Linked DNA regions of Homo sapiens: region 2 is linked to region 1. The links are chromatin loops, found by intact Hi-C in ENCODE. Cell type or tissue: MCF 10A. All regions are shown on one strand. Links, peaks and the distances in the headings refer to the core of each region. The heading gives the core; the rest is flanking DNA.

Region 1 (10,271 bases), core at 1,598-9,597:
ATTAGGATGTCTAAGGACCAGACTGGGAGAAGAAACACTGTCCTTGCTATACTGCTTTTTGCTCTGCGAGACTCTTTGCTCTGTGAGGCTCTTTGCTCCTTGAAGGGGCTCTCACAGTCCCAGCTCAGAGCCTTCATCAACCTTCCAGGAACTCTGAACCTAATTTCAATCCTGGTTCCTGTTTAAAGACCTCACTCCAATCCTATTTCAGAAGCAAATTTTTTATAGGATTAGCTCCAGATACAAGGTTCTACTTCCTTTGATTTTTGCTGGGTCTGCAGGGTTCTGGCACTGGTTACCATATCATACATATTTCAATTAACAGTTGCCAGGTGATCCGTGATGCCTCCCTTGGTCTTCATGAACAAATTGACCAGACTTTTTCCAAGCATAGATAACAGAGTGACACCTTGACCATAAGACATTTATGTCTTTTCTACAGAAATGAAACCCAGTATAAATAGCAGCGATATGTTTTTTAAATTAACAAATGGAACCTGAACTTAGAGAAGAATTTTTAAAAGTACAATAACAAATACGCGGTGAATTTTCTTTACCATTTAATTTAGTCTTAACTTTATTCTTCTAAGAAAAATCTCTGACTCTTTTCTTCTATAATGGTTTGGATTTTAAAAAAATAAGTCCATATCCTGCACACATCTCCAAGAGTGCCCGCTCATTCACACCATTTTCAGCATTCAGAGTTGCTTGGTCTAAAACACTGATTCACCCTAATGGCTGCAAGATTGCCCCTGCTTGTTAAGTATGTTTATATTGTTAACAATGAAAAATCTATATTTTTCTACTTACACTGGTGAATACAGATCTGTCTAGTAATTGTCCTTTCCATTTTAATTTTTGAATGTATTAAAAATGAGAATCAATCTTGAAAATCAATCACTGTAACTGAACAATAAGGAAATGGCTAAAGACATTACACTACAGCTATAATGGAATATATGCAGCCAACAAAAATGTTTTAAAATTATACTAAATAATGGGAAATGCCACTGGATTAAAAGATAGGACTGTGCATTTTTATCTGAGAACATGAAACCCCATTAAATCCCCTGCATCACTTTCTGTTTGCTCTTGATCTCTATTCTATCCCTAGGCCAATTCTAACCTTTGGGCTTGTCTCTCTGTCCAGCTCTGTACTCATTCCCTAAGGTTAGATCACAACATTCAGCTCCCTGGCTTGGCCTCGGGCAATCCCTACAGCACAAAGGTGGTCATTCTTTGTTTTTTCTGGCCCGGGGCTGCTTCAGCAGTCACCCCGCTCCACACCCTTTTGAATCCTGGGACTTCATCCCTGTGTCAATCACCCTGGCCACATCTGCCCTGACCCAGCCAACCTTCTAGAATGCATAGTACTTTTCAATTTGAAGAGGAAAATTTTGTAAGTCTACAGAGATTGTAGAGTAGCATACAGGCAAAAAAAAAAAAAAAAAAAAGAGAGAGAGAAAGCAAGCAAGCAAGAGAAAGCAAGCAAGCAAGAATGAATGAATCAGGTTCAGATCCTCCAGGATCAGCAAAGGATAAGGAGCTGACATGAAAGGGAAGCTGGGCCTTGCAGCCCTGGCTTTGGTTCTCAAAGATTCATCTTTCCTTTGGGACCTCTCCCATTTGCTCCAAGACTGTTGGTGGTCACCATTATCAGGTAAGGGAACCTTTGAGCATCTGGCCCCAGTTTGGTAAAGAAATTGGTAGATTTCCTCAGAGATGAGGTGAGGTGACTTTAAACAATGCCCTGTGTCTAATAAGTAAATTTGACCTAATTTTACACTTATATTGATAATCATGTTACAGGTAGTTAGACAGGCATGAGCAGGGCAGGAAAGGGCTCTTTCCCCACCCAGTAGGAATGTCGGGTGATGGTTTGGCAATTATCACATTGCCTCTCTAAAAGTGATAAATTGGCAGCCAGTACCAGGGAGAGGTCATTTCCTGATGGTCCACACCTGTTGCACTGAAGTGTCAATTGAATGCAGATGCCAGAGAGATGCAACTTCCCTGTCATGTGCATTAAGAGACATAATGGCAGAGAACGACCTTCCAAGGGCACACCACTGGAAAAGGGAAGAAAGCCTCAGATGGGCATTTGTGCAACTTCCTAAACACACTGTGTGTGCTCACCTGTCAATGGCAAGGAGGGCACTGCGCATGAAGGCATCCCACCCTAAAGGAAGAATCATGGAAAAGGGGCCAGCGTATAAAGTCCTAGGATCACGGTTAAACACCACACTTGTTCTTCAAGTTACTCACTTGGGTCTCTTCCAAGAGTATCTTTTCTTTTCTGTTCTAAAGCCTTTTAAAATAAAACTCCACTCCTACTCTAAAGTTTGCCTCGGTCTCTTTTTCTGCCTTATGCCCCTTTGTCAAATTATTTCTTCTGAGGAGGCAAGAATTGAGACTGCTAGAGACCTGTATGGATTCACTGCTGGTAACTTGGATACCTTCCACCAGTAACAATCATGATTGAATTATTTGAAATACCCATTGCTTAGAAGCTTGAGGGCGATAAGAAGAGCCATACAATTTCTTTGACCTAAAGAGGTGATTAAATCTTTCATGATTTATAATCAGAAAAACTACATTAAAAAAATTGAAATCCAATCTGCAGAATACAACAAATACACAAAATAGAAAGTGCTCACTTTAATTTATAGATATACTTAATGAGCTAATCACAGGGAAATCACTGCTTATGAGAATGAATAAACTTCTGAAAGAGTCTAACATTCAGAAAAATGTCAAGAATGTATTTTGCTGTGTTCATTTATAAAGTTATTACCTAAATTAAACTTCCTTTTCTGGTTTTACTTAAAATATTATTCTACAAAAGTTTCTCTTAGTATAATTTATTTTGCTTTTGTTTCTTCTAAATTAGGTAACTGTGCCATATCTGACATTTTATTTAATTTTGAAATAATGTTTTAAATATGCTTTTTTGAAAAGCATATTAAAATAATTATTTTTATTGTAGGCAATATGTATATCTTTAACTTGGATGCTTTTTTTTTTTTCTTCCATCCAACAAGATCCTCCTTTTGTCTAAAGCAGAACACAGACTGGTTTCTTCTCTGATAAGCTTCTTTCTAAGCTAATAGACTTAAAGATCTAGAAGGCACTAAACAACCAGGCATTTTAGAAACAAGGAGTGGGGGCCATGGAGACTGTGAGTGATGTGGCTTATTGGAGCAGACAAGATTCCCAAAGTAGCACTTTTATCATCATCCTCATCTCTGAGCTTCCTTAGGGCACATGTTTCTCAAACACGGATGTCTCCCTCAAAGCCCCAGATTTAGAAAGCCCTAAAGGTACTCTGACTGGCACTTTGGCATTGGCAGGAAAAGCCAAAGTCTTAAAGAAATAAATGACATTAAGGCAAACTCTACTTGCACAAATCTTACTGAGATTAAATTCATGAGGAGGTTGGTTAGGAGAAAAGTCCAATCCAAACAATTTTATTCTTACTCTTTCTTGTTTTCTTTTCCTTCCCATGGGGCCAGCTGTTGGAAAGGTACTGAAGTAGAAAAAATGATATTCATTGCCTTTACCCTCCTTCCCATGCTTTTTCACCTTCCAGGTGCCCCTACCCCTTCAGGTGCCCTCCTTCTCCTGCCAGAAGAACAAAACCTCTCTGAGGAATCCATTCCAAGGGAGTTTTCACAGAATGGAAGTTTTCTGAGGAGGACCCAACTTCATCTAAAAGAAGAAATAGTACAAGTTCTGATGCGGTTCCTGTGCCAGTGTGAATATATGAAACAAGAAGCCTATCCCAGCACATCTTCAACTATATTCCCTGGCACCTAATGACTGCCTACCACATGAACCATCCCTGCCTCTAGAAAGGTCCTTATTTCCCTTCCTTTCTTTCTACTCATATCTCATGTTCTCATTTCTTCCTAATTTGGTCTCCCTAGAAATAGACTTTTTTTGCTTTTGCACTCCATTTTCCTTTGGTACATTTCTCCAAGAGCAAGTTGTTTCTAGAACAACCTTTGGTCTGAGACCCAGGACTTTTTGAGAGCTAAAGGAGGGAAGAGAGTGATGAAGAAAGGGAAAATCGGGCTTTTCAGCAAATCATTCTTTACTATCGGGCTACTAGGCTGCAGAGTAGAAGGACATTCAGGCAAAGAGTTCACTCAGAAGTATTTTCTGAAAGTTGAATATACTCTCCTTAGTCACTTCATAATATCTTGTAAAAAGACGGTGGTGAAGCAAATGCTGTATCAGCTTTAGCCACTCTGGGTTTCACCATTTTCCAACAAGCTGCCATTCAGTTGTCCATTATCCATTTTTAGCAAAAGGGCAGTGAACTTATTTAATTGCAGAATAAAAAGTGCCTAATTTTATACAACCCTTTAATCTGACTCTTCAAGTAGGATACAGACCAGCCTCCAACATTTAATGTTTCCTGAATCAAATCTACTCTGGGGCTCACCCACCCTGAAAACAACCACCCAAGTACTAAACACCCTTCAAATGACATCTTGTCTAGCTGTCAGAACAGAAAAACTCAAAGCAGGCCTGATGGTGACAGACTGTAGCATCCCTGCCAGCGTCTGGAAACCTGGATGCCGTCAAGTGGCAGAGCTGCGAGGCTCAAAACCAGCTCAGGGGCGAAAAACGCTGTTGGAAACCACCCATCTCTGCCGATGCCTATCAAGCTGGCAAAAGAATCAAGCTGAGAATAATTTTTTTCTTTTTGGCTAGCATATTGAAATCTGTAAACCTCTTTCTGCAGAACAGAAGCTGTTGAGGTTTTATTTTTTTCTGACTTGAGCCAGAGCACATGGGAAGAGCTTGAAACCTAACTTTGCCAAGTATCAGGGTGGGGTGAGGAGAATTTATCTTCACAGTGATGTTATTAGAAAGAAACAAAATGGCCTGTAGGGTGACCAACTGTCCCAGTTTGCCCAGAACTGAGGAATTCCTAGGATGCCAGACTTTCAGTGCAAAACTGGGATAATTCTGGGCAAATCAGGATGGGTATTTATCCTAAGAGTGGATTGAAGTGGCCTAAATTACAGTGCTAAGGAGTTTAGGCCTCATACAAAAGGGTTTCCAGGCAAGCAAAATTTTAAGGGACCATCTTCACCCAGGATGAAAACCCCTGAAGCAGATTACCCATTCATTTATATACAAATTCTAGTGGCAGGAAATGTTGAATTGTTAAAAGTAGAAATAGAAATTCCAGCTGCCAAGTTGGCTTTCAGGCCAACTTGAATTGACCCTTGGGAATGTACCTACTCCTTGCTCCCAACTATATAGCTGCTCTCTCTGAGAGCTCTGCCCTGCCCCCATCCCCAATCTAATCTCTTCACACTGCCTATTTTGCAAGAGCAGCTCTCAGAAAGACCTGACAAGGGCTTTTCCCATCGGATGGCCAGTAAGCATCTTACCAGAAGTTAATAGCTAATAACCTGTTTACAGAACCAACAAAGTTCAGACGTAGAAAGCACCCGAAAGATCATCTAGCCCGAGTTTGTCAAAGCCTGGCATCAGGCTGACTGTGTACAAATCACCAGAGGATGGTTATCAGTCAGTCTAAGCTAGGTTAGGCTGCGCTAACAAGCTCCACACCTCAGCGACATGTAACAAGCCCTCAGGCTTCTTTTTCATTGCAGGTAGGCAGGGTGCTCTGCTTATGGTGGTCACTTGGAGATCCCAAAGTGGTTGCTTGCAAAGCCAGAGGGAAAAACAACCTGGGACAGTCTCAGTCTGGCAATTCCATGCTCCAGTCAGGAAGAGACACTTGCCCCTTCTACTTCCCACTCAGTGGCCAGAACTGTTCCCATGGCCCCACCTCACCACAAGGGGGCCACAAAATGCAACTCTACTTGGTTCCCAGAAGCTAGTGGGACAAAAAATAGTCGGTAAATGGCACCAACCAGTATCACAAAAAGACTAGAAAATGCAGGTTCTGTTTGGTTGGTTGGTTGGTTTTTTTGTTTGTTTTTTGTTTTCGTTTGTTTGTTTTGAGACGGAGTTTCTCTCTTGTTGCCCAGGCTGGAGTGCAATGGTGTGATCTTGGCTCACTGCAACCTCCACCTCCTGGGTTCAAGAGATTCTCCTACCTCAGCCTCCTGAGTAGCTGGGATTACAGGCATGCACCACCATGCCCAGCTAATTTTGTATTTTTAGTAGAGATGCGTTTCTCCATGTTGGTCAGGCTGGTCCCAAACTCCCGACCTCAGGTGATACACCCGCCTCAGCCTCCCAAAGCGCTGGGATTACAGGTGTGAGCCACTCACCCAGCCTGAAAATGCAGGTTCTGGATCTCACTTCTGGAGATTATGATTCAGTAGATCTGGATGGGACCTGGAAATGAATATAGCTTTTAAATTTCCCCAAGATTTTGGAATGGGCAGTGTGTTGGGGAACTTTACAGATGAATTGTGTGGCCCTATTGTACCTAGGGCCACACAGCTCTTCAGGTGAAGTAAAAATGAGGTTAGGTTTCTTGATTCTTGATCCAGTGTTCTTTCAACTTAGCTGCACTGTTCCTTCAAAAGAGTTTGCATTTCATCTTTTTCTTTGCAGCTAAAAGAGTAAATATAATGAAATGTTAAGCATCTGTGCAAGGCTAATGTGGCAGTTGAGTCTTGGGAACCTTTCACGTGTCAAATGACTGGATAGGTATTACCAGTTTTACCCAGGTCTCATCTTTTCCAGGGGCCACAGGATATGGAGGTGAGCAGAGAAGGAACTAGGTAGTAGTAGTGTGTTAGAACCACTTCCCTGTGTTTCCTGCCTGCTGAAACAGCTCCATTTTCCACAAGATCCTTTCCTCATTTTGTGTTTCTGGCCCAGCTTATAATTGCCTTCCAGCTTTCAAAATGTCCACTGATTTAGTTCAGTGAGAAGTTCTGTAAATTTCCCTGAAGAGCCTATTAAAGAAACTTGTGATAAGGCTCTTGCTGACTGTGTTCACTTGGAAGACACCCATGTTAGAACATCTGCTTGTGGGCAAGGAGACCCCAGCCTTGGTGAAGGAGTGAATGCTCTATTCTCTCTACACTGGAGGCTTCACTTCCTTTACCACATGGCCCTGGCTCACTTCCTAATCTCCTCATTATCACCAGAATCCCCTCAGTATCCTCTACTGGGACTCTTCTCTAAAACTGCTACACACTTTGGAGGATCTCATGCTGTTCCCTCAGCCAAAAATGTTCTTTCTCCTTTTGCAGAAATGTCCATCCTTTAACCGGCCAGTTCAGATATCACCACCTATCTGCAAAATTCCCTAATCCCAAGACTCAGCTTTAAATACTCCATACTCCTTCATCTGTGGTCTAATGGCTCTTTGGGCGCTTTTTTGGTTTGTTTTTTAGTGTTATTTTCAATTGAGAAATGCCAATTCTATATGTTTTTGGGACCCAATATGATGCTTTGATATACGCTTACAGTGTGGAATGATTAAATCAGGCGAATTAACAAATGCATCGCCTCACATCCTTATTTTTTTGTGGTGAAAACATTTAAAATCTACTCTTTTAGTAAATTTGAAATATTTAATGCACTATTATAGTGGCTCTTTGTTTATGGCTCTCTTCTGAAAGATTTTCCATCTCCTGTTATAGTGAGTTTAGTTGGAGGCTGATGTCTCCCTCAGCAGACTATACCCCTCAAAATCAGGGACCAGATCTATTTTGTGTATTTGTGCCTTTAGCATCTTATGTAATTCTTGAACCTATTTGATGTTTAATACGTTTCAGGGAGGAAGGAAGAAAAAGTAGGTTATTTTACCTTTCTCCCTAGTTTCTAATTTCCCTAAGGCTATATTTTATTCATCTTTGAAATTATACCTCATTCCCAACCTCACCAAATTTAGTAATGGCTTCACTAAACATGCTGGGCACACTCCTGCTGCAAATATTTGCACAGGCTGATCCCTCTACCTGGAAATCTACCTGATAAGTGCTCTAGAAATGTGTTCAATCTGGAGACTGAAATCTAATGCTAGTTTTTTGTGAAATAGTTGTGTTATTTTGGAGAGCTTAGGTTTTAAGTATTCTTAAATCTAAATTGAAAGGCTTCAAAATATCATTCAGGACTTCCGAAATAAATGCTCAGTACACCAAGGAATGCATATAGCTATCAAAAGTAAATATCAGTCATTGTATAGAACAAAACATGCACAAAATCAAGGTACACTGGAGGAGAACATGGTGAATATTTTTCTATAATACAAACCAACTAAGAAGACAAAGCTGCCACATGTTGTCACCCTGGTTTTCTGCTCTCTTCCTGGCAATGGAAGATAGAGGGGAAGGCGCTGGAGAAGGATCAGGTTTGTTTAGAGACCTCAGCTGATGGATGGGGAGGGGTCAGAGAGCAGAAAGCCAACTTGCTGCAATGTGACTGTTCAGTAGCCTCCATGTGCTTGTGGTGAGAAGCCCCATATCTAGAATTATGAGGTGTAGGAAAGGGAACTTGCAGAAAGAGGACTTAGAGCAGCCACATCCTTCTAGTTATTCAGGCTGAAACCTTAGCACTAGTCCTGACTCTTCCATTTCACACACTACATCCACCGCATGGTGAAGTAAATCTCGTCTACTCTACCTTTAGAGTATGTCTGGAAAAAAATTGTTGCTTACCACTTCTACTGCCACCACCTCTTCCTAGATCATTGAAACCACCTCCCAAGAGTCTCTGTGCCTCTAACCTAAGCCCCTATGCAGTGGCCAGAGTGATCTTATTAAAACACAAATCAGATCCCATCACTGCTTTGCTCAAAACCCGCTGGTGAAGTCCCATTTCCCTCCATGCAAAGGCCTACAAGGTCTGGCTCCTGCTATCTCCCTGACCTGCTCTACTCTTCTCCCCTTGTTCACTCTGTGGTTCCACAGGGGCCCCCTTGCTTTTTCTTAACATGCTGGGCACACTCCTGCTGCAGACATTTGCACAGGCTGTTCCCTGTACCTGGAAATCTTCCCCAGATTATCACATGGCTCACTCCCTCACCTCCTCCAGCTCATGTGTCACCTTCCCAAGAAAGCCTTCCCTGAGTACCCTTTAAAAAATACAATTCCCACACCAACACCCTCATCCACCTTCCTTTTCTATCTTTATGTATAGCACTTAACACCACCTAACATAGTACATGATTTCCTCATCTTATTTATCTGTTCTTCCCCAGTTAAAATGTAAGCTCCACAAGGGCAGAGATGTTTGTTGGATTTGTTTATTGCTATGTCCCCAGCACCTGGAACAGAGCTTGCAGACATAATAGGGCCCCAGTATATATTTGTTAAATCAACCAAGCTCAGAAACAGACAGGATCCCGACTCTTCTCAGCGGGATCGTCACCTGCCTTCAGAGTGCTGCTGCCATGCAATGCTCACAGAGTTCTTCCCAGAGGGATTAAAACAGATGAATCAGCAAATCCCCCTCAAACTGTTCCTAGGGAACTGGTTGGCTGTAAGTCCCACAGAAAGCATGATCCTTGCAGGCAAGAGCCCCCACAGCTCTGGGGATTTTTCAGCAGAAACTGTCAGAGACAGCCTTTGACTCCTGGAATGGTTCCCATGCCAGCTTGAGGCACTGGGGGACATTCCATTTTCTCTTTTGTAGACCCTCCTCCCTCTGTTTTTGGGTCCCTGCTCCTGGCTTCTGTTGAGTCCAGCTTGGCTCTTGACCCTCCTCGTTCCTGGGCTTGGAGCCACCTTAAGGTAAGAGAGAACCCAACCAATAAACATGTTTGGAGTATCAACCCAGGCACTATGTTGGGTTCTAGAGACCGCAAGATGAACCAGTCATGAAGCCCGCCATCCAGAACTCTATGGCCACACTGGGGAGATGAAGTGAGTGCACATAGAAAGGAAAACAGGGAAGCAGGACCTGATTTAACGTTGAATAAATGACACACCACTGGAGTTCAGAGGAGGGGATGAGGGATTTCTTGAACATAGATGCTCAGAGAAAGGTTGAGGAAGAAGGAAGGGTGTGAACTGGCCAAAAAGGGCTAAGGGGAGATAGATAGGCCAACTTAAGAAACAGGCTTTCTGAAAACAAACCATGCATGCATAGTTCAGTGCCCAAGTTTAAGGGGCAAAATTCTAAGGTTTCCTCCAAATTTCAGGCTGGAGGTGTCTGCCTTTTTTTCTGGGTGGACTGTAAGGGTCAGAGAAGCTCCACCAAATAGTGGCTTTCAATCCTACCTCCTCCACCCTTTGTTCTGGGACTAGGTATAAACTAGGTGTCCTAGTTTGCAGACCCAAACACTTAGGAGTGATCTCCGCTCCTAAGCTCTGGACTCTGGA
Region 2 (10,271 bases), core at 1,302-9,301, 390 kb after region 1:
TGTATTCAGAAGACCCATCTCACGTGCAAAGACATGCATAGGCTCAAATTAAAGGGATGGTGGAAGATAGATTTACCAAAATAATGGAAAGCCAAAAAAAAAAAAAAAAAAGAAAAGAAAAGAAAAAGCAGGGTTTGCAATCCTAGTCTCTGATAAAACAGAATTTAAACCAGCAAAGATTAAAAAAGACCAAGAAGGGCATTACATAATGGTAAAGGGATCAATGCAACAAGAAGGGTTAACTATACTAAATATATATGCACCCAATACAGGAACACCTAGATTTATAAAGCAAGTTCTTAGAGACCTACAAAGAGACTTAGTCTCCCACACAATAATAGTGGGAGACTTTAACATCCCATTGTTAATATTAGATCAAGAAGACAGAAAATCAACAAGTATATTCAGGACTTGAACTCAGCTCTGGACCAAGCAGACCTAAAGGACATCTACCGAACTCTTTACCTCAAATCAACAGAATATACATTCTTCTCACCACCACATAGCACTTATTCTAAAATCAACCATATAATTGGAAGTAAAACACTCCTCAGCAAATGCAAAAGAATGGAAATCATAACAAACAGTCTGTCAGACCACAGTGCCATCAAATTAAAACTCAAGATTAGGAAACTCACTCAAAACTGCACAACTACATGGAAACTGAACAACCTGCTCCTGAATGACCACTGGGTAAATAATAAAATTAAGGTAGAAATAAATACATTATTTGAAACCAGTGAGAACAAAGACACAACGTACCAGAATCTCTGGGACACAGCTAAACCAGTGTTTAGCGGGAAATTTATAGCACTAAATGCCCACAGGAGAAAGCAGGAAAGACCTAAAATCAACACCCTAACATCACAATTAAAAGAACTAGAGAAGCAGGAGCAAACAAATTCAAAATGTAGCAGAAGACAACTAATAACTAAGACCAGAGCAGAACTGGAGGAGATAAGAGAAATGAAAAACCCTTCAAAAAATCAATGAATCCAGGAGCTGATTTTTTGAAAAGATTAACAAAATAGATAGACTGCTAGCCAGACTAATAAAGAAGAAAAGAGAGAAGAATCAAATAGACACAATAAAAAAGGATAAAGGGGAGATCACCACTAATCCCACAGAAATACAAACTACCGTCAGAGAATACTATAAACACCTCTACACAAATAAACTAGAAAACCTAGAAGAAATGGATAAATTCCTGGGCACATACACCCTCCCAAGACTAAACCAAGAAGAAGTCGAATCCCTGAATAAACCAATAACAAGTTCTGAAATTGAGGCAGTAATTAATAGCCTACCAACCAAAAAAATCGCGGGACCAGACAGATTCACAGCCTATTTCTACCAGAGGTACAAAGAGGCGCTGGTACCATTCCTTCCGAAACTATTCCAAACAATAGAGAAAGAGAGACTCCTCCCTAACTCATTTTATGAGGCCAGCATCTCCTGATACCAAAACCTGGCAGAGGCACAACAAAAAAAGAAAATTTCAGGCCAATATCCCTGATGAACATCGATGCAAAAATCCTCCAAAAAATACCAGCAAACCAAATCCAGCTGCACATTAAAAAGCTTATCCACCATGATCAATCGGCTTCATCCCTGGGATGTAAGGTGGGTTCAACACACGCAAATCAATAAATGTAATCCATCACATAAACAGAACCAATGACGAAAACCACATGATTATCTCAACAGAGGCAGAAAAGGCCTTCGATAAAATTCAAAGCCCTTTCATGCTAAAAACTCTCAATAAACTACATACTGATGGAACATATCTCAAAATAATAAGAGCTATTTATGGAAAACCTACAATCAATATCATACTGAATGGGCAAAAGCTGGAAGCATTCCCTTTGAAAACTAGCACAAGACAAGGATGCTCTGTCTCACCACTCCTATTCAACATAGTATTGGAAGTTCTGGCCAGGGCAATCAGGCAAGAGAAAGAAATAAAGGGTATTCAAATAGGAAGAGAGGAAGTGAAGTTGTCTCTGTTTGCAGATGACATGATCATATATTTAGAAAACTCCATCATCTCAGCCCAAAATCTCCTTAAGCTGATAAGCAACTTCAGCAAAGTCTCAGGATACAAAATCAATGTGCAAAAATTAAAGCATTCCTATACACCAATAATAGACAAACAGCCAAACAGCCAAATCATGAGTGAATTCCCATTCACAGTTGCTACAAAGAGAATAAAATACCTAGGAATCCAACTTACAAGGGATGTGAAGGATCTCTTCAAGGAGAACTACAAACCACTGCTCAAGGAAATAAAGGAGGACACAAACAAATGGAAGAACATTCCATGCTCATAAATAGGAAGAATCAATATCATGAAAATGGCCATACTGCCCAAAGTAATTTGTAGATTCAATGCTATCCTCATCAAGCTACCATTGACTTTCTTCACAGAATTAGAAAAAAACTACTTTAAATTTCATATGGAAACAAAAAAGAGCCCATATAGCCAAGACAATCCTAAGCCAAAAGAACAAAGCTGGAGGCATCACACTACCTGACTTCAAACTATATTACAAGCCTACAATAACCAAAACAGCATGGTACTGGTACCAAAACAGATATATAAACCAATGTAACAGAACAGAGGCCTCAGATATAATGCCACACATCTACAACCATCTGATCTTCGACAAACCTGACAAAAACAAGCAATGGGGAAACCACTGTCTATTTAATAAATGGTGTTTGGAAAACTGGCTAGCCATATGCAGAAAACTGAAACTGGACCTCTTCCTTACACCTTATACAAAAATTAACTCAAGATGGATTAAAGACCTAAACATATGACCTAAAACCATAAAAACCCTAGAAGAAAATCTAGGCAATACCATTCAGGACATAGGCACGGGCAAAGACTTCATGACTAAGACACCAAAAGCAATGGAAACAAAAGCCAAAATTGACTAATGGGATCTAATTAAACTAAAGAGCTTCTGCACAGCAAAAGAAATTATCATCAGAGTGAACAGGCAACCTACAGAATGGGAGAAAGTTTTTGCCATCTGACAAAGGTCTAACATCCAGAATCTACAAGGAACTTAAACAAATGTACAAGAAAAAAATAGCCCCATCAAAAAGTGGGTGAAGGATATGAACAGACACTTCTCAAAAGAAGACATTTATGCAGCCCGCAAACATATGAAAAAAAGCTCATCATCACTGGTCACTAGAGAAACGCAAATCAAAACCACAATGAGATACCATCTCATGCCAGTTAGAATGGTGATCATTAAAAAGTCACGAAACAACAGATGCTGGAGAGGATGTGGAAAAATAGGAATGCCTTTACACTGTTGGTGGGAGTGTAAATTAGTTCAACCATTGCAGAAGACAGTGTGGCAATTCCTCAAGGATGTAGAACCAGTAATACCATTTGGCCCAGCAATCTCATTGCTGAGCATATACCCAAAGGATTATAAATCATTCCACTACAAAGACACATGCACACGTATGTTTATTGCAGCACTGTTCACAATAGCAAAGACTTAGAACCAACCCAAATGCTCATCAATGATAGACCAGATAAAGAAAATGTGGCACATTTACACCATAGAATACTATGCAGCCATAAAAAAGGATGAGTTCATGTCCTTTCCAGGGACATGGATGAAGCTGGAAGCCATCATTCTCAGCAAACTAACACAAGAACAGAAAACCAAACATGGCACGATCTCATTCATAAATGGGAGTTGAACAATGAGAACACATGGACACATGGAGTGGAACTCCAGGGCCCATTGGGGATTGAACGGATAGGTAAGGGATAGCATTATAGAAATACCTAATGTAGATGATGGGTTGATGGGTGCAGCAAACCACCATGGCACGTGTATACCTATGTAACAAACCTGCACGTTCTGCACATGTATCCCAGAACTTAAAGTATAAAAAGAGAAAATACAAGCAAATTTAAAACTATTTGCTGATAATTATGTCATTAACATCCTTGAAGTCAGTGAAATTTTTCTTTTACAATCATTTTGGATTGGTCACTTATCAACAGAAATAAACATCAGAATAAAATTATAACAAATAATCAATTTATTATTTCATTTAATATTCTCCATTTTCTTTTCTTTTCTTTTTTTTTTTTTTTTTTTTTGAGATGGAGTCTTCAATTGTCACCCAGGCTGGAGTGCAGTGGCGCGATCTCAGCTCACTGCAAGCTCCACCTCCCAGGTTCACGCCATTCTCCTGCCTCAGCCTCCCGAGTAGCTGGGACTACAGGCGCGTGCCACCATGCCTGGCTAATTTTTTGTATTTTTAGTAGAGATGGGGTTTTACCATGTTGGCCAGGCTGGTCTTGAACCCCTGACCTCATGATCCGCCCACCTTGGCCTCCCGAAGTGTTGGGATTACAGGCGTGAGCCACCGCACTTGGCCCATTTTCTCTTTTTATGTATGTAATCTTAAGTACAGGTATTAGGCAGGAATGACTGAATTTTTTTTTTTTTTTTTTTTTTTTGAGAGGAAGTCTCACTCTGTCACCCAGGCTGGAGTGCAGTGGCGCGATTTTGGCTTGCTACAGCCTCTGCTTCCTGGGTTCAAGCAATTCTCCCACCTCAACCTCCCAACTAGCAGGGACTACAGGCGCCTGCCACCACACTCAGCTAATTTTTGTATTTTTAGTAGAGACAGGCTTTCGCCATGTTGGCCAGGGTGGCCTCAACTCCTGACCTCAAGACATCTGCCCACCTCAGCCTTCCAAAGTGCTGGGATTACAGGCGTGAGCCACTGCGCCCGGTGAGGAATGACTGAATTTTAACAAATGTTATTCTGAGCTGGCAGGAAAAAGTGTTGAAAACTTTGAAATGGGCAAATAAGATTACTGGGTGTCTTGTCCAGTGGTGCATCTTGCAACCAGACAACTCTGTAAACATAGGTCACTGCCAGCAATGCAAATGACTCCTGTTCACAGACTGCAAATGAATTTTGCCAGGGAGAAGTGCAAAATGACATCCATTTTTTTCCAAGAAGCCAGTTTTGCATTTATTAAGCAAATTCATTTCAGCATTCCTCATTGCCAATATATGGGTCTGATCTTTGAATTCTCCTGGATTGTTTGTACATATTACTGGTTCCCATTAATTAACGAATTAAATAAAATTCATTTACATTTTTCATTTTACACTTGTATTAGAATCATAATTTTATCATAATCATAATCATAATTCTCCTCAAAACTGTCTTTTCAACAGATCCAAGACACCTACACCACCCCCTTCATAAGGGGGAATTTTGAATTTCCCTTCAAAAAAAACAGATTAATTAGAAAATCATCCTTCAGAGAACATCACCAAAAAAAAATCACATGATCCTCCACCACCACCACTATTAAATTGTTTCTTTTTTGTTTTTAATGTACTAATTTAATTATAAATAAATTAGCCCATAAAGTTTAAACAATGTATAAGTATATAAAGCAGAGTGATGACGCCTCCCTAAACACTTTGGTATCACTTCCCAAAAGTAACCAATGTTAAAGATTAAAATGAACATTACATATATAGGTAAAAACTATAAGTAAGGAATCACAGGAAGGTAATATGGAGGTAAAATTAAAACTTTGGCATTGAGGTGGGAGTCTAGTTGTTACATTTGAAGTCAGAAAACAAAAATTCTATTCACCTTTTATGGCCTCCTTACGTGTACCCATGTGTTCCTTAGAAGTGCCTGTGGCCTCCTTATTCATACCTGTGTGCTCCTTGTACATACTCGTGGGCTCCTTATATGTATCTGTGTGGTTCTCATAAGAACCTATGTGCTCCTTATGCGTACCTGTGTAAAAACACACCTGCAGGAGGAGCTACACTCAGCCTCTTCAGGGCCATCTCCCATGCACCTTCTCTGGTATGCTTCACTCCTTGAGCATTTACCGTTACTCGTTTACCATTTTGCTCTTGTAACTTAATTCTTATCCTTTACTAATCTCCAAAGCCCAGGTGGAGACCCTCTATCTTAGTGCTCAGGCTTGGCCCCCTTCTAGAATATGACTTCTTTCTTTGCCTTCCAGAAAAGGGGATAAAGCAAATATTCATACCTGAAACCAGGCAAGAAAATGAAAAGCAGACCTGCTGGCAACTAGGCCATAATATTTCCAATTGCATATAAACCACAATCACAGAATAGAAACAATGTCTAAACAAGTCCATTCCAAGCCCGTATTTGGAATGAGACACAGATAAGGCCACTCTGAAATCACAAAAATAGTAAAACAGCCCCCTCTTCTGTCTAACATGAGTGACTGCTTCTCCTTTACCTCACCAAGGAAAACCACTGTCGTCCTTCTATCTTATAGATAAAAATCATTACGATATTCAGTCACAAAATTGCTCCTGCTTCCTGAAACATCCAATTCAGAATTGCTCCCCACCTCCTCAATCCTCCCTTGAATCATCCAGCACACACTCACATACTATGACAAGCTTCTTCCAACTCCTCATCATTTATTTAAGGTGCTTTCAGTCTTGCAACAGCAAGAAAAATAAGTATAATTTCTTCGTACTACAATAAATGTGTTCCTGATGGTCCTTCATTGGTGGGCTTTAATGTATAAATACTTATTTACTTTAAGGGAATATTAAATTTGATTCTGGTCTTCTAGTAATGCTTAAAAATGCTTCCCTCTGCATGTTCTGTGTCCTTCCATGTCTAATAAAGAGTCATATTGCAATGCACTTTCATATGCATTTTCTCACTTTAATTTAGCATCAAACATCTAAAGCAGGTAAAATTAATGTTTTTGTGCTCAACATTCTTTAAGGTTGAGATTTGCCTGAGTTCATTCAGAAAGTTGTGAGCAACGCCATGTAGAGTTCTGAATTCTCTACCCCTGAGAACAATCTAACACAGGGAAAGTGATCAATGAAAAGGCCAAAAGTTTACATTTATCTCCTCAAAAAATACACTGAGTGATGCAGGAGCTCCCAGAGGGGCAGCTCGATTGGAATGCACATGGGTTCAGGAATAGTGGCCACTGACACCTGAGCAACGGGCAGTTCCACATTAAGTGGAAGGCTAGTCAAATAACTTACTCCTTTTTCTTTCTCCTAGGTTCATACATACATCATCTCATTTTTAATGAGATGATGAATGAGATGTATGTACATTTAATGAGATGTATGTATGAACCTAGGAGAAAGTGTAATCCCAGCTCTTTGGGAGGCCGAGGCAGGAGGATCAGTTGAGCCCAGGAGTTCAAGACTATAGAGAAAATCAGAACTCATGACAGAACAAGTTCCAACAATGCTATTAATTAATTTAATTGCTTCTCCAAGAAGACGAGGGATCAGACATCTCCAATCCCTGACTCCTTTAACACTCCATCAGTCCCCCTCTTTAGCTAGCACCACACCAGGATTCACCTTATTCCCAGCCCTTAACCCTCCAACCTCCACATCCCTCCCCCAATTTCACAAATGGAATAAAGCTCATGAGGCTTCAGAATAGCACAACGGCCCCTAGAAACTAATTAACCTAACAACCTGCAGCTACACTACCCCATGTATGAGACCAGAAACTTTGTGAGATGTAAAGTCAACAGACACCCCAGTTGGTCATTCAGACTTCCTCCAAAACATTGCTAAGCTCACTGCCTAAGAATAAGCTTTCAGATTCCAGCTTCAGACACAAGCTGCATCCAAAGCTGTCTCCTTCGCCCAAGATATCCGAGGCACTGGCATGGCACTGGGGTTCGCCTTTCTAGTAAATCCCCCCCGGGGAGGTCTCAAGTGGCCTTTTTTACACTGCTTTCCATTTAATAACAGTTTCAATCATCAGAGTTTTTTTTGTTTTGTTTTGCTTTGTTTTTGAGACGGAGTGTCGCTCTGTCACCCAGGCTGGAGTGCAGTGGCACAATCTCGGCTCACTGCAAGCTCCGCCTTCCGGGTTCATGCCATTCTCTTGCCTCAGCCTCCCTAGCAGCTGGGACTACAGGCGCCCGCCACCACGCCCGGCTAATTTTTTGTATTTTTAGTAGAGACGGGATTTCACCATGTTAGCCAGGATGGTCTCGATCTCCTGACCTCGTGATCCACCCGCCTCAGCCTCCCAAAGTGCTGGGATTACAGGCGTGAGCCACCACGCTCGGCTCCCCAGAGATGTTTTAATAGCAGTTAACATGCGAAGGAAAAGGTCTTAATCCTTGATAGCAGAAGATTCCATGTCTCCTATGCAAATGTCACCATCATTATCCCAGCAAATTTTGAACACCTTGTTCCAAAGGATATGTATTAGAACCTAAGTCTCACTAGCTGCAAAGCCCTTACTTTTTCCACTCGCTGGCATAAAACCAATGAAAATTTGAAATACTTCAAAAAAAGACCACTGCTAGAGACTATACCCGCATTGACCAAGAACTATCAAATGACACGTTCACGCTCTCCTGCCATGACCTGCACCTTAAATAGCATGAAGACATTTATACAATTGCAAATACAAGGGAGGGTTTCAATTCTTTTAATATATAATATGGAAAGGAAATTGCTTTTCAGTGCATACACATTAACAGAATATCTTCAAGCATATTTCTATTTAGATTGTTATTTGCAAACATTGGAAATAACACATTCTATGAGCTGTCACCAGATGGATCAAACATTTGCACAACTCTCAGCTGAACATCCTAATGGAGCCTTAAAGTCACTATAATATTTGTGTGCACATTTGTGAGGATGTATGTTTGAGCCTAATTTAAAACCCAAGCATTTGATTTCCTCTAAAGAGAAGGGTTTTTGCTTTATAAAAAGCTTTCTGGACATCAAGCGTAAACACACAGCTGGGCATAGTGGCTCATGCCTGTAATCCCAGGTTTTTGGGAGGCCGAGGCAGGAGGATCAGTTGAGCCCAGGAGTTCAAGATCAGCCTGGGAAACATAGGGAGATCCCATCTCTACAAAAAAAATTTTAAAAATTAGCCAGGCATGGTGGCGTGCACCTGTGGTCCCAGCAACTCCAGAGGCTGAGGTGGGAGAATTGCTTCAGCCCCCAAGTTTGAGGCTGCAGTGAGCCATGATTGTGCCACAGCACTCCAGTCTGGGTGAGACAGCGAGACCCTGTCTCAAAAAAAAAAAAAAAAAAAAAAAGCATAAACACATTTTTTTTTTTTTGAGATAGAGTCTTGCTCTGTCACCCAGGCACCATCTCGGCTCACTGAAACCTCCACCTCCCGGGTTCAAGAGATTCTTGGCCTCAGCCTCCCAAGTAGCGGGGACTACAGGCACACGCCACCATGCCTGGCTAATTTTTGCATTTTTAGTAGAGTCGGGGTTTCACCATGTTGGCCAGGCTTGTCTCGAACTCTTGACCTCGTGATCTGCCCACCTCAGCCTCTCAAAGTGCTAGGATTACATGCGTAAGCCATTGCGCCTGGCCCATAAACATATTTTTTAAAGAAAAGTCAGTCTTTCATTTCCAGAACTGGCGGTGATGAGGGGACAGAATATGTTAACTCATGCCATTTCAGTTTTGTCTCAGAGGCATTTACTCTGGTGGTTTTATGTAGAGTCTGTGTCTCACCTCCCTAACTGAACTGCCAGCTTCTGAATACTAGAACTGAGCTTTCTACTTCCTTTATTTTCCTCTTAGGTGGCCATAAGCAAAGGCCAACATTTAATGAGCACCTACAGTAGCTCACTTAATTTTTTTTCAGCAACTGCAAGCACAAACGTTCCTATTACTTTCAGTAAACTCGAGCTCAGAAATTTGAGACACCCATGATCCCAAGGCTAGAAAATGCAGTTGATGCTTAAGATTTCAGGTGAATCTAAGATCCACCCACTATACTATAGTATATTATTACCCAGAGACACATTTGTGGTCTTCCTATTTTGTTGTTTTCAGTGTGCTGATCATCTCCACTCAAAATCCTCCTGCACATAACTGCTGGATGACCTACACCACCAGGTATGCTATACCATATCTATGCTATGCCTCATTCTATGCCTTACCCCAGCGTGGTGTGAAAAGCAGGTGCTATTTACTGAAACCTAATGGTTCATAAGGCACCCATACTTCTTCCTTCTGTTTCCAAGAACATCAACTCCCTGTGTAACAATTTGAAAAGCCACCTAACAAATTGACCAGACTGGCAACTAATTTCCAGCATTTGTTTATCTGATAGAACCATGATCAGAGCAGTCCAAAGAAAAAATACAAACACAAGATCTCATCACAAAAGGAAGAGGCCAACCTAACAACTACCTGGTGGGAATTAGAGCCACGTGTCTTACACATATG

The links. Peaks named below come from ENCODE experiments on the same cell type or tissue, not always from the same donor. Only the 100,000 strongest peaks of a DNase experiment are listed, where the experiment ranks them.
Region 2: a loop joins it to region 1, with 31 times the contacts of the local background. A loop is called at or near these places in 5 of 110 quality-filtered maps.

What each region holds. Positions count from the first base shown.
Region 1 is chr3:156,378,198-156,388,468 of GRCh38, reverse strand. The region is part of intron 1 of KCNAB1 (potassium voltage-gated channel subfamily A regulatory beta subunit 1); the gene reads right to left. Among named protein-coding and RNA genes, the nearest start is that of KCNAB1-AS1, 64 kb to the left of the region's middle. In MCF 10A, for the core only: a CTCF peak has its summit at 5,797 (motif pointing right); a DNase peak (open chromatin) is centred at 5,828.
Region 2 is chr3:155,991,734-156,002,004 of GRCh38, reverse strand. No RefSeq gene overlaps it. Among named protein-coding and RNA genes, the nearest start is that of KCNAB1, 120 kb to the left of the region's middle. In MCF 10A, for the core only: a CTCF peak has its summit at 6,274 (motif pointing left); a DNase peak (open chromatin) is centred at 6,244.